Regions from separate parts of the Homo sapiens genome. Here all the other regions are linked to region 2. The links are chromatin loops, found by intact Hi-C in ENCODE. Cell type or tissue: GM12878. All regions are shown on one strand. Region 1 overlaps GAB2 (GRB2 associated binding protein 2). Region 2 overlaps NARS2 (asparaginyl-tRNA synthetase 2, mitochondrial). Region 3 overlaps NARS2 (asparaginyl-tRNA synthetase 2, mitochondrial).

Region 1 (4,000 bases), 340 kb after region 2:
GGAATTCCCCATCTAGATTATTGCCCAAAGGGACCACATTTTAGCATGGTTTGCGCAGTGGGGGCACCCAGAGACCTGGCTGCTAGAACAAATTCCCTGCCCTCTGAGTATGTAACTTTGGGCAAGAGTCCCTTGTTCAACTCCTCTTACTTGGTTACTGAGGTGATAATCAGTCTCCCTCAACATGTGTCACTATTATCTATCATATGCCTGGCACTATGCCAGGGTACAGGATATGGCCCTCTGCCTTCTAGGAGCACATGGTCTGGTAGAAGTGGAAAGACACAGACCTGAATAACTGACATAAGGCAGAATAAGGTGAGTGTTGCGATGGAAGCACAGAGTGCTGTGGTAGCACAGAGGAAGGAATGATTACCATAAAAAGGAGAATTAGGGACCTGTAATACCTTTGTAGAGTGAAAAGGCTTCTTGTGGACTTTGTGTAAGGTGTTGATGTATCAAGGAAGCGTTCCACAGGGAGGTGAGTAATGCAAGACCAGGGCTGAAGTTTAGACTACACAGGACATGTTTAGGGATGAGTGAGTAGTTCTGTGAGCGAGACAGGAGGATGCCGGGGTAGAGGGAAGTTGGAACGTAAGCTAGTGGGTTCTACAGAGGAAGGGCTTTGATCTGCTGATCAGAAGGTTTGGGCCAAGCCCAGGAAAAGGGATAGCAGCAACATACGTTTGTTTATTCATTTGCTTACTTACAACAAACGTTTATTCATTATTTATAATGCAACAAGCATTAACCTAGGTGCTAAGGAGAGAAAAATGAGTAAGACACAGTTTCTTTCCTCAAGGAAATCACAGTCTGTTGGCAGAGATAAGTAGTAATGGTGCCTAATATAGGTAACACTTGCTACCTGCTCCAAGAACAAAGTTAAGCAAGTGATTAAGTTAAGCAATGCTTAGAGGTAGAGGATGTAAGAATGGCCTTAAAAAATGTGTCTTCTGAGATGAGTTTGAAGGATAAATGGAGTAGGAACTTGCCAGATTGAGGTAAGAAGCCTTCCAGACACAGCCCAACAATGCAGCAAAGCCCAATGCTTGACTAACTGGGGCACACAGGGAACACTGCAAAGTTTGGTTTGGATCCTAGAGTGGAAAAGGGAACTAAAGAGAAAAGATTGGTGAGATGAGTTGGGATAAACCTAGGAGTTTGGGCTTAATCCTGAAGCATTGAGGCGGTGTTGAAAATGTTTACACTGGGAAGTTAGGAAAGTAAATATTAGTAGGATGGAAGGATCAGAGAGGCCCTGGGCAGAAATCATAATGTGGGTGACTCCCAGGTTTCTGGCTTGAGTAACTGTTGCCATTCCCAAAATAAGAGAGGCAGGAGGAGAAGAGTTCCAGAGGAAGATGATGAGTTCATTCTTGAGTATGTTGAAGGTTATTGCAGGGTGCCTGTGATGCTCTTGCAACCCCATCCCCACCTTGAAATCCTTCAGAGGCTCCCCGTTCCCTTTAGTCCTGGCCTGGCCTCCAGTGTCTTCTCTCAGCCCTGCCTTCTAATGTGCTTGCTGCAGCCTGAGCAGCTTCGAGTTTCTAGAACTTGCCAGGTTGTGTTCTACATCTTTGAGCCTTCAACTAGAACACCATTTCCCTTCTCCTGCCTTCTGCCTGGCCAGTTGTGGCTCATCCTTCCAGACTCACTCAAGATAAAACATCTCTGAAGGAGGCTTCCCTGACATTGTCTACCACCACCCCCAGCAAGGGCTGATACCAACTGTCAGCAGCTACATACTCACCCCTACTTGACTGTAATGATTTGCATCCATGTCATCTCCTGCCCTACTGTGACATTCCCAGACCACCCCTCACTGGGCAGGTGGCATCTCTGTATCCCTTTTGCCTGGCCCAGATGGAAATTAGGACATCAGTAAATGTAAAATGAACAAATCCAGATGGGAGCATCCAACAGAGAGTTGGAAATTCCAAAAAAAGCAAAATGAAAGGCACCAAAAAAATGCATACAACATTAACACCTTATGTCTACCATTCGCTCCCCCCGCCACCCCCGTCCTCTTCCCTAAGCACTACATTATCTAAAGCCTAGATGTTCAATCATCCAAGCCCATGGCTGTTGGCTTGGTTATGTGTCTGGAATGGAACAGAAAGGGAGGAGGAGTGCAGAGGCCCAAGGAGGAGCATCAGTGAAGGTTTGGAGACTGACCTGGAATTCCTAGCCATCATGGTGGGTACAGTTTACATGAGAGGAAGCCTGGCTTTACACACCTGTTTCCTCTTTCTAAGCTCTGGCCCCTATTTTCTAACACCATCTGGTGGCCACATCTGTAAATAACAAACTCCTCAGGAGCTGAGAGAGCTTCTATAAGGCAAAAGGTCCAGGGATTGGCCTCAGAGGGCTATTATGTATTACAGCCCCAACAAGTTTATATGTATACGAGATTTGCCTTTTCTGATGAGACACTCCAAGAGCTTTTGACCAGAATCTTAAAAACTCCTATAGCCTCCAAAAGGCTTAGAATCCCTGCTACAAAGGATTGATTCTTTTTTTCCCCAAGTGAAATCCTATGAAGAATCATACACAAGCTAAAGAAGCAGACCTAAATCCCTGCTTGCTCAGAACCTCACCCTCCAATTTCCCAAAGCACTTACAGAGAACCTGGAATCTAGTTTGAAAACCACTCTTGTGAAACGAAGGGCTTGTAGAGCATCGGGGCCAGATGGGCCCTTAGAAATCATTGTGACGTACTAGGTCCCACCTGAGAGAGGAGGCTTGGTGATACACACAGCACGTATCAGTAGCAGTACTGGAACCTAACACAAGTCTCCCCTCTTGTTTCTCTTCTCTTTTTACTGCTTGCCTTATTGCCCAAAACCTAAATTTAAAAATGTACTAATCAAAACTTTTTCTATATATAGTTCCCAAACAGGAAACCATTCTTCATATAGATTTCTAGGTCTCTGGAAAGAGATCTTTCCCCTCAAAATGCCTCTTAACCAACCATAAATCATGGTAGAAAATAAATCTAGAGCTTACGTTTGAATAGTTTGTTGTTTGTTTGTGTTGGGGCGTGTGTTTTTTTGAAACAGGGTCTCATTCTGTTTACTAGACTGGAATGCAGTGGTGCGATCATAGCTCACTCTAACTTCGAACTTCTGGGTTCAAGCGATCCTCCTCCCTTAGCCTCACCAGAAGCTAGGACTACAGGTGTGCAGCACCCTGCCCAGCTAGTTCTTTTTTTTTTTTTTTTGGTGGCAATGGAGTCTTATTGTGTTCCCAGGCTGGTCTTGAACTCCTGGCCTCAAGTGAACCTCCCACCTCAGCCTCCCAAAGTGCAGGGATTACAGTCATGAGCCACTGCACACTGCACCTGACCCAAATAATTCTTTTCAACTTACAACATCAATACCCATGGGCTAGTTTCACAGTGGCAGAATAGACTCAGAGAGGTAAAATGACTTGTTTGCTGTTTCCTGTCATCAACTTAAAGGTTCTTTCCACTGTCTCACAACATTTGTGTTCGAATGTGCATATTCTGCGGTACTTAAAACAGTGAACAAATAGGCAATCCATCTGGCTTATTGATACTTGTTCAGGGAGTGGGGGTTATAACCCCTGCTATTAACTGCCATTTGGAGATGGGGGACGGATGAAGTCTAACATTGTTTAAACATTCATATACTAGAGTCTGAACAACCTTCAAAATATGCTTTTAGTCACCATTTTACAGATGCCTAAACCAAAGTATAGAAAGAGAAAGTGCTTTGCCTCAAGGTCACACAGCTAGTAATTGTCTCACCCTCCTGCCCTTTCCCTTCTTTCTCTTTTAGGAGTGCCAGCTTCTCTCAGGGCACCAGAGCCTCTTTTCTCATGAGGAGTGACACAGCTGTACAAAAACTTGCCCAGGGCAATGGACACTGTGTCAACGGGATCAGTGGTCAAGTCCATGGCTTCTATAGCCTTCCCAAGCCGAGCCGGCACAATACAGAATTCAGAGACAGTACCTACGACCTCCCCCGCAGCCTGGCCT
Region 2 (4,000 bases):
AGAAATACCCTGGAAACTGATTTTATTAAACAGTATCTCTTTTGACTTCTAATTTGTTCTTTTCATTTATTGGCAGGATTTCCCCATCAAATATAAAGAGAGGCATCCTCTGGAGTATCTGCGACAATATCCTCACTTTAGGTGTAGGACTAACGTTCTGGGTTCTATATTGAGGATTCGCAGTGAAGCGACAGCTGCTATTCATTCTTTCTTTAAGGTAAGATCCTAAAAGTTCCCTCTTGACCCTTTAAACAGTTTTAATAACTGTTTAAAAACAGTTGTGTCTTTTTCTCCTGATGTTAACATGTCTGTTAGTTATGGGTTAGTTTTGATTGGTCTCTTCATTATGGGTTATGGTTTCTTGACTCTACATGACCTAGCTTTGGGTGCCAGACATTGTGAATTTTACCTTGTTGGGTGTTGTGGGTTTGCACACAGCTATTGATATCGCTTTGATCCTTTGAGGTCTTGCTTATGTGATTTGTTAAGCAGGTCTGTAGCAGTGCTCAGTCTAGTACTATTTATTCCTCACTGAGGCAAAGCCTTCCTCAGGTCCCGACCTACAGCCTTGAGAATGATGAGTTTTTCTAGTTTGTGGAACAGGTATTGTTTCCAGCCAGCATGTGAGCACTGGGCACTGTTTTCTCTAATCTTTTTAGATGGTTCTTTCCCTAGCATTGGATAGTTTCCTCACACAAATGCACTGATCTACCTAATACTGCAAGGTGGCCCTCTGCAGCTCTCTCTCTGATATTCTAGCGTATGAACTCTAGCCACTTGGGTCTCTCCAGACTCTGAGTTGTGTCTCTTCAACTCAGGGAGTCTGCTGGGCTCTACCTTACTTTTTCCCCTTCCCTGTGCTGTGGCCTGAAAGATCTCAAGGTAGTAAGCTGGTCTACTGGTAGGGGTTTACCATGTTTGTTTCCCATCTCAGAGAGAGATGGCTTTTGTTGTTGTCTTGAAAACTATTGTTTCATGAGGTTTGCTTTTTATTGTTACTGTTTTTGTTGTTGTTTTACAGTGTTTTTGGTTTCCTGTTTCTCCATCTTGGTCATAGATCTATATTTTGTGTAAAGTAAGCACTAATTTTAAAGAGTTACTGGTGTTGATCAAGTAGGTCTATCTAATGACTAAGGACATTTTGTCTCATTTAGCTTTGCTTCTCAACCATTTCCCTCTACCTGGGAAAGCCACAGTTTAATGTGGTTGACAAGTTGCTAAGGTGAAGGGACCTTCTCTCCCTGTGGATGGGAGGGCCCCAAAGACAAGGAGTGATCCAGCAGATAAAGTTTATTGTTATTCCACGTGGTTTTGTGAGGCTTCCTGTGGTACTTCTCCAGATCCACCTAATTTGCAGAGGTTGTGTAATAGTGGTTATAGACTTCCCTTGGGCTGTATCCAAATTCACACAGCCCCAGTCTCACCAAGAAGGTTCTTGCCCCTTGAAAAAGCTCCTTCAGATTCACTTTTGGTCAAAGAGCTAAAGAACATCATGGCTTTAAGGCATATGCTTTTGATAAGACAAAGGAAAATAAATCAAATTATATAATGTTATCCCATTATAGTTTGTAGGGGTCCAGTTACACATGCTGTCAGAAACTTTGCTATGCAGCTTCCATGTGGATTTTCAGTACTGCTTGAACCACACAATTGTAAAAATACCTTTTTGTTTTTTAACCACATGGCTTCAACAGCTGATAAATTATTAGTTCTGAAGGTTTTGTAGGCTTTTGGCCACTAGGTGGTGGTATTGACAAGTAGACTACACTATACATTGATTACTTGAAACTTTTAGAGATATGTAAACAATTAAAAAGTAAGACAAGCTAAAAAAAAATTGAAATAAAAAAATAAAGTAGTCAGGGTGCAGTGGTTCACATCTGTAATCCCAGCACTTGGGGAGGCTGAGGCAGGAGGATCTTTTGAGCCCAGGAGTTGGAGACCAGCCTAGGCAACATAGTGAGACTTGGTCTCTAGTAAAAATAATTAGCCAGGCATGGTGGCATGTGCCTATAGTCCCACCTACTCAGGAAGCTGAGGCAGGAGGATCACTTGAGCCCAGGAGGTGGAGGCTGCAGTGATCCGTGTTTGTGCCACTGAACTCCAGCCTGGGCAGGAGAGTGAGATCCTGTCTTAAAAATATTATTATTACTGGGCACAGTGGCTCACACCTGTAATCCTAGCACTTTGGGAGGCCAAGGCAGGCGGATTGCCTGAGTTCAGGAGTTCAAGACCAGCCCTGGCAACACGGTGAAACCCTGTCTTTACTAAAATACAAAAAAATTAGCTGGGTATGGTGGCGTGTGCCTGTAGTTCCAGCTACTCGGGAGGCTGAGGTAGAATTGCTTGAACCCGGGAGGCGGAGGTTGCAGTGAGTAGAGACTGCGCCACTGCACTCCAGCCTGGGCAACAGAGCGAGATTCCATCTCAATAATAATAATAATAATAATAATAATAATAATACTGTGTGTGTGTATACATATATATATATATATATTTTTTTTTTTTTTTTTTTTTTTGATACAGAGTTCACTCTGTTGCCCAGGCTGGAGTGCAGTGGCATGATCTTGGCTCACTGCAACCTCCGCCTCCTGGGTTCAAGGGATTCTCCTCCCACAACCTCCCAGGTAGCTAGGACTACAGGTGCGTGCCACCACACCCAGCTAATTTTTGTATTTTTAGTAGAGACGGGGTTTCACTATGTTGGCCAGGCTGGTCTAACTCCTGACCTCAGGTGATCCAACCACCTCAGCCTCCCAAAGTGCTGGGATTGCGGGCGTGAGCCACCAACCCTGGCCAAAAATTACTAAAATGAAATTTGAAAAACATTCATGGCCGGGCGCTGTGGCTCACTCCTGAAATCTCAGCACTTTGGGAGGCCGAGGCAGGCAGATCACGAGGTCAAGAGATCGAGACCATCCTGGCCAACATGGTGATACCCCGTGTCTACTAAAAATACAAAAATTAGCTGGGCGTGGTGTTGCGTGCCTGTAGTCCCAGCTACTTGGGAGGTTGAGGCAGGAGAATCACTTGAATCCGGGAGGCGGAGGTTGCAGTGAACCGAGATTGCGCCACTGCACTCCAACCTGGCGACAGAGTAAGACTCTGTCTCAAAAAAAAAAAAAAAAAAAAATTCAAGTGGTTGGAAATAACTTGAATTTTAGCACCATTCGTGATAGAGTAGTTACAAAAATAGACACTTTTTGAGTAGTAATAAATTCACTTAGTATTTGTAAAGACCTGGAGAATATAATTCTGTTACCTACCTTTATGTGTGATAGTTATCTACCTTTATGTGTGATACTTAGGATTAGTTGTTTAAAGAACCCTTTCTGTAGTACTATAAGGCATATTAAGTAATAGTTATATGTTACCTAGTATTTTGTAGTGTTTCTTTGATCTGTTACTTTGGGTTTGCTAAAAGATGTTAAGCCTCCAAATAAAAAATTTTCGTAAGTTTCAGTTTTGTTAATTAAAATATAGAAATGTGGGGGAAAAATGGAAACTTGAACAGTACTTTTAAGACACTTTAAGGATCTAAGGTTATTTCTTGGTTTGAGTATGAAAAATATTTTTTGTATAACCTTGTTTGCTCATAAAACTGACATACTTGTTATGTACTAAAACTTGGCTATTTAGAATCCTCAAGGAATGAGTCATTCAGTAAAGCCAAGTTTCTGAAATAACTGAGGAATTTTCTCTTTAGGCACCAATTTTTTCTAAATTCCAGTGGAAGTGTTCCTAAAATGAATTACTTACTTTCCCCTCTTCCTCAGTGAGCCAGTAGAAAAGATTCTGCTCTTTCTTTCTCAGTGAGTCGAGGTTCTTCCTGTGAGTATCAGGGATTGTTCTTCTCTGTATGGCAGCGTTTTCAAAGCCTGCCACTGACTATGTGAAGTATTTTTGTTGTTGTTGTTTTGAGATGAAGTCTCATACTGTTGTCCGGGCTGGAGTGCAGTGGTGCAGTCATGGCTTACTGCCACCTTAATCCCCCAGGCCC
Region 3 (4,000 bases), 99 kb after region 2:
AGTTAACACATCTGTCATTACCCACACTGTACATTAGATCCCCAGAACTTGTTCATCTTATAACTGAAAGTGTATACACTTTGACAAATATCACCTCATTTGCCCCATTCCCAGACCCCTGACAACCACTGTACAACTCTCTCTTTCTGTGAAGGAACTCCTTTGTTTATTTTTTATTGTATTTAATTAATTAATTAATTTATTTATTTATTTATTTATTTATTTTTTGAAAGACAAGATCTCTCTGTGTTGCCGAGGCTGGAGTGCAGTGGTGCAAACATGGCTCACTGCAGATTCCACCTCCCAGGCTCTCATCATTCCTCCCAACTCAGTCTCCCAACTATCTGGGACTACAGGTGCGTGCCACCAGGTCTGGCTGATTTTTTTATTTTTTGTAGAGACAGGGTTATGTTGCCTAGGCTAGTCTCGGGCTTCTGTGCTCAAGCACTCCTCGGCTTCCCAAGGTGCTGGGATTAAAGGCATGAGCCACCATGCCTGGCCAGAGCTTTTTTATTTTATTGGCAATGATATAGGTCCAGAGAGACCACATGGTCTGTCAATGGACATATGTATAATGTTGGAGGCAAAACTCTTTTCCTATTCCAGTTATTTTTTCCTGTAACTAAGATACTGCCAAACAAGTGGTAGTAATAAGATAATGTTAACCTTTGTGTTTAAACTATTCCTTGTACCGGTTCAATCCCAATTAAGTCAGATCTTTATGTATTACAAAAGTAACCTCTGTTTGTTATATTTATGATCAATTCTTTGTGTAAGTTTTCATTTCTTTTTCTCCTAACCCTGGAAGCTTCATGAAGTCAGGGATTATAACTTTTTCTTACCACTATATCCAGTATATCATATGGTACCTGGAATTTAATAGGCACATTAGTATTTGCTTAATAAATATATTGAACAGAGTTAATAAATATTCATCAAAGAGCATCTCATACATGAGTTGACTCTTTTTATTTAAAAAGAAGTCACCGGCCATCACTGTGGCTCACACCTGTAATCCCAGCACTTTGGGAGGCCAAGGTGGGCAGATCACGAAATCAGGAGTTCAAGACCAGCCTGGCCAACGTAGTGAAACCCCATCTCTACTGAAAATACAAAAAAAATAGCCGGGCATGGTGGCGGGCACCTGAAGTCCCAGTTACTTGGGAGGCTGAGGCAGGAGAATCACTTGAACCCGGGAGACAGAGGTTGCAGTGAGCCGAGATTGCACCACTGCACTCTAGCCTGGGCGACACAGCCAGACTCTGTCTCAAAAAAAACAAAAGTCACCAAGAGAAGTCATTTAGCCAAAGATAGGCTCAATATTAGGAATATTATCTTCTATCATTTAATTTCCTGAGACTTAGGAACAATAACGTGGAAGAAGCTGTAGGCACTATTAAAAATTGTGATTCTGAAGTCAGGTTTTTTTTTTTATCTCCTTGTAAAGTAGACTTTGTTTTCCTGCAGGTGCTGTATTGTCTGCTCCTGGGGGGTGGGGGTGGGGGAGCAATGGGGACACAGTAAGCATAGTGTCTATCTACTGGCCTCAGCTTTCATCTTTCCAGGCCTGTAGGTGTTCTTGTTAACAAATATCTCTCTCTTGTTTAGTCAGCTGTGTAACCTTAGCAGCTAGCTCCACACATGGAGCCTCAGGAAGATGAAGCCCTTAGAATTGATGCAGGTTATTTTCAGCTGCTTAATTGTATATTTCACCTCTGTCTCCTCTTTTGGTCATTTCTTTCTTCTCATTACAGTGGGGTGCTGACCTACGGACTGAACATGAAAAGTACCTGGTGAAGCACTGTGGCAACATACCTGTCTTCGTTATTAATTATCCATTAACACTCAAGCCTTTCTACATGAGGGATAATGAAGATGGCCCTCAGCACACGGTAAGAAGAGATACTAAATAAATTGGGGTTAGTCCTCTTAGGTTGGGTTTTTCATTTAGCCTTTGTGATCTTTTCTTAAATGTCATCTATCACTCTATCTCTTAAAATGATAATGTTTTTCAAAGACATCTCTTAAAAATTTTTCCCAAAGAAGATCCCAGTGTTCTATAAACGTACTTCCTCATTTCTGTCACAAGGTCTTCTTCTTAGTTTAGCAGGTGCAAATCTAGGTTTTCTTTGTTTCGTTTTGTTATGTTTCATTTTGTTTTGTTTTGTTTTGTAATGACTGAGAGGAAGTGGCCTAGAACACTGTATGGCTATACCAAGCTTGTTAGTCTGTGGTGAAGTACTGGTTAGGAGACTCCTAGGAGGGAAGGCATACTGGGCAAGAGATGAGAGCAGTGGCACTGAGAGGTGACAGCGTGCTGGTAGCCCTCACAGCCCTCTCTCGCTCTCGGCGCCTCCTCGGCCTTGGCGCCCACTTTGGCGGCACTTGAGGAGCCCTTCAGCCTGCCACTGCACTGTGGGAGCCCCTTTCTGGGCTGGCCAAGGCCGGAGCCGGCTCCCTCAGCTTGTGGGGTGGTGTGGAGGGAGAGGCATGGGCGGGAACCAGGGCTGCCTGCGGTGCTTGCGGGCCAGTGCGAGTTCCAGGTGGGTGTGGGCTCGGCGGGCCCCACCTGCTCCGGGCAGTGAGGGGCTTAGCACCTGGGCCAGCAGCAGCTGTGCTCAATTTCCTGCCAGGCCTTAGCTGCCTTCCCGTGGGGCAGGGCTCGGGACCTGCAGCCCCCCATGCCTGAGCCTCCCCACCCCTCCGTGGGCTCCTGTGTCGCTGAAGCCTCCCTGACGAGCGCCGCCCCCTGCTCCACGGCGCCCAGTCCCATTGACCACCCAAGGGCTGAGGAGTGCAGGCGCATGGCGCGGGACTGGCAGGCAGGTCCACCTGCAGCCCCAGTGTGGGATCCACTGGGTGAAGCCAGCTGGGCTCCTGAGTCTGGTGGGGACGTGGAGAACCTTTATGTCTAGCTAAGAGATTGTAAATACACCAATCGGCACTCTGTATCTAGCTCAAGGTTTGTAAACACACCAAACAGCACCCTCTGTCTAGCTCAGGGTTTGTGAATGCACCAGTGGACACTCTGTTTCTAGCTACTCTGATGGGGACTTGGAGAACCTTTATGTCTAGCTAAGGGATTGTAAATACACCAATCAGCACTCTATCTAGCTCAAGGTTTGAAAACACACCAATCAGCACCCTGTGTCTAGCTCAGGGTTGTGAATGCACCAGTGGACACTGTCTAGCTACTCTGGTGGGGACTTGGAGAACCTTTGTGTGGACACTCTGTATCTAGCTAATCTGGTGGGGACGTGGAGAACCTTTGTGTCTAGCTCAGGGACTGTAAATGTACCAATCAGCGCCCTGTCAAAACAGACCACTCTGCTCTACCAATCAGCAGGATGTGGGTGGGGCCAGATAAGAGAATAAAAGCAGGCTGCCCGAGCCAGCAGTAGCAACCCGCTCGGGTCCCCTTCCACACTGTGGAAGTTTTGTTCTTTCGCTCTTTGCAATAAATCTTGCTCCTGCTCACTCTTTGGGTCCACACTGCCTTTATGAGCTGTAACACTCACCGCGAAGATCTGCAGCTTCACTCCTGAAGCCAGCGAGCCCACGAGCCCACCGGGAGGAATGAAGAACTCCAGACACGCCGCCTAAAGAGCTGTTAACACTCACCGCGAAGGTCTGCAGCTTCACTCCTGAGCCAGCCAGACCACGAACCCACCAGAAGGAAGAAACTCCAAACACATCCGAACATCAGAAGGAACAAACTCCGGACGCGCCGCCTTTAAGAACTGTAACACTCACCGTGAGGGTCCGCGGCTTCATTGTTGAAGTCAGTGAGACCAAGAACCCACCAATTCCGGACACTGCACAATCAGGCAAAGGAAAAGCTGGCTTGGCAGAGCAGGAGGAGGCTTAGACTGCTTTGGTTTGGACTATCAAATAGAAATAGTGAGGGGAGGGCTATGAAGGGATACAGGCAGTCTAGGCAGATTTTCCCTGTCTCAGCTCTTGTCTGACCGTCTCTTCTCTGTCTGCCTGTTTTGTCTCT

What was found. Hi-C counts contacts between places; a loop is a spot of excess contacts. Peaks named below come from ENCODE experiments on the same cell type or tissue, not always from the same donor. Only the 100,000 strongest peaks of a DNase experiment are listed, where the experiment ranks them.
Region 1: it touches region 2 in a loop (11-fold over the local background); 87 of 110 quality-filtered maps call a loop at or near these places.
Region 3: a loop joins it to region 2, with 2.2 times the contacts of the local background. A loop is called at or near these places in 5 of 110 quality-filtered maps.

Annotation. Positions count from the first base shown.
Region 1 is chr11:78,226,852-78,230,851 of GRCh38, reverse strand. GAB2 (GRB2 associated binding protein 2) reads left to right here. Exons shown (of 10, transcript NM_080491.3): 4 at 3,801-4,000. It also overlaps a transcript of USP35 not described here. Among named protein-coding and RNA genes, the nearest start is that of USP35, 40 kb to the right of the region's middle. In GM12878, a CTCF peak has its summit at 2,280 (motif pointing left); DNase peaks (open chromatin) are centred at 2,261 and 3,441; H3K4me3 peaks cover 749 bases; H3K27ac peaks cover 2,009 bases.
Region 2 is chr11:78,562,349-78,566,348 of GRCh38, reverse strand. NARS2 (asparaginyl-tRNA synthetase 2, mitochondrial) reads left to right here. Exons shown (of 14, transcript NM_024678.6): 4 at 77-217. Among named protein-coding and RNA genes, the nearest start is that of NARS2, 11 kb to the left of the region's middle. In GM12878, a CTCF peak has its summit at 1,741 (motif pointing right); a DNase peak (open chromatin) is centred at 1,768; H3K27ac peaks cover 306 bases.
Region 3 is chr11:78,463,768-78,467,767 of GRCh38, reverse strand. It overlaps NARS2 (asparaginyl-tRNA synthetase 2, mitochondrial), which reads left to right. Exons shown (of 14, transcript NM_024678.6): 11 at 1,755-1,892. Among named protein-coding and RNA genes, the nearest start is that of LINC02728, 36 kb to the right of the region's middle. RefSeq lists a silencer at 275-442 and enhancers at 1,669-1,728, 1,839-2,078, 2,249-2,298. In GM12878, no CTCF peak of the experiment used is centred here; a DNase peak (open chromatin) is centred at 2,197; H3K4me3 peaks cover 551 bases; H3K27ac peaks cover 1,839 bases.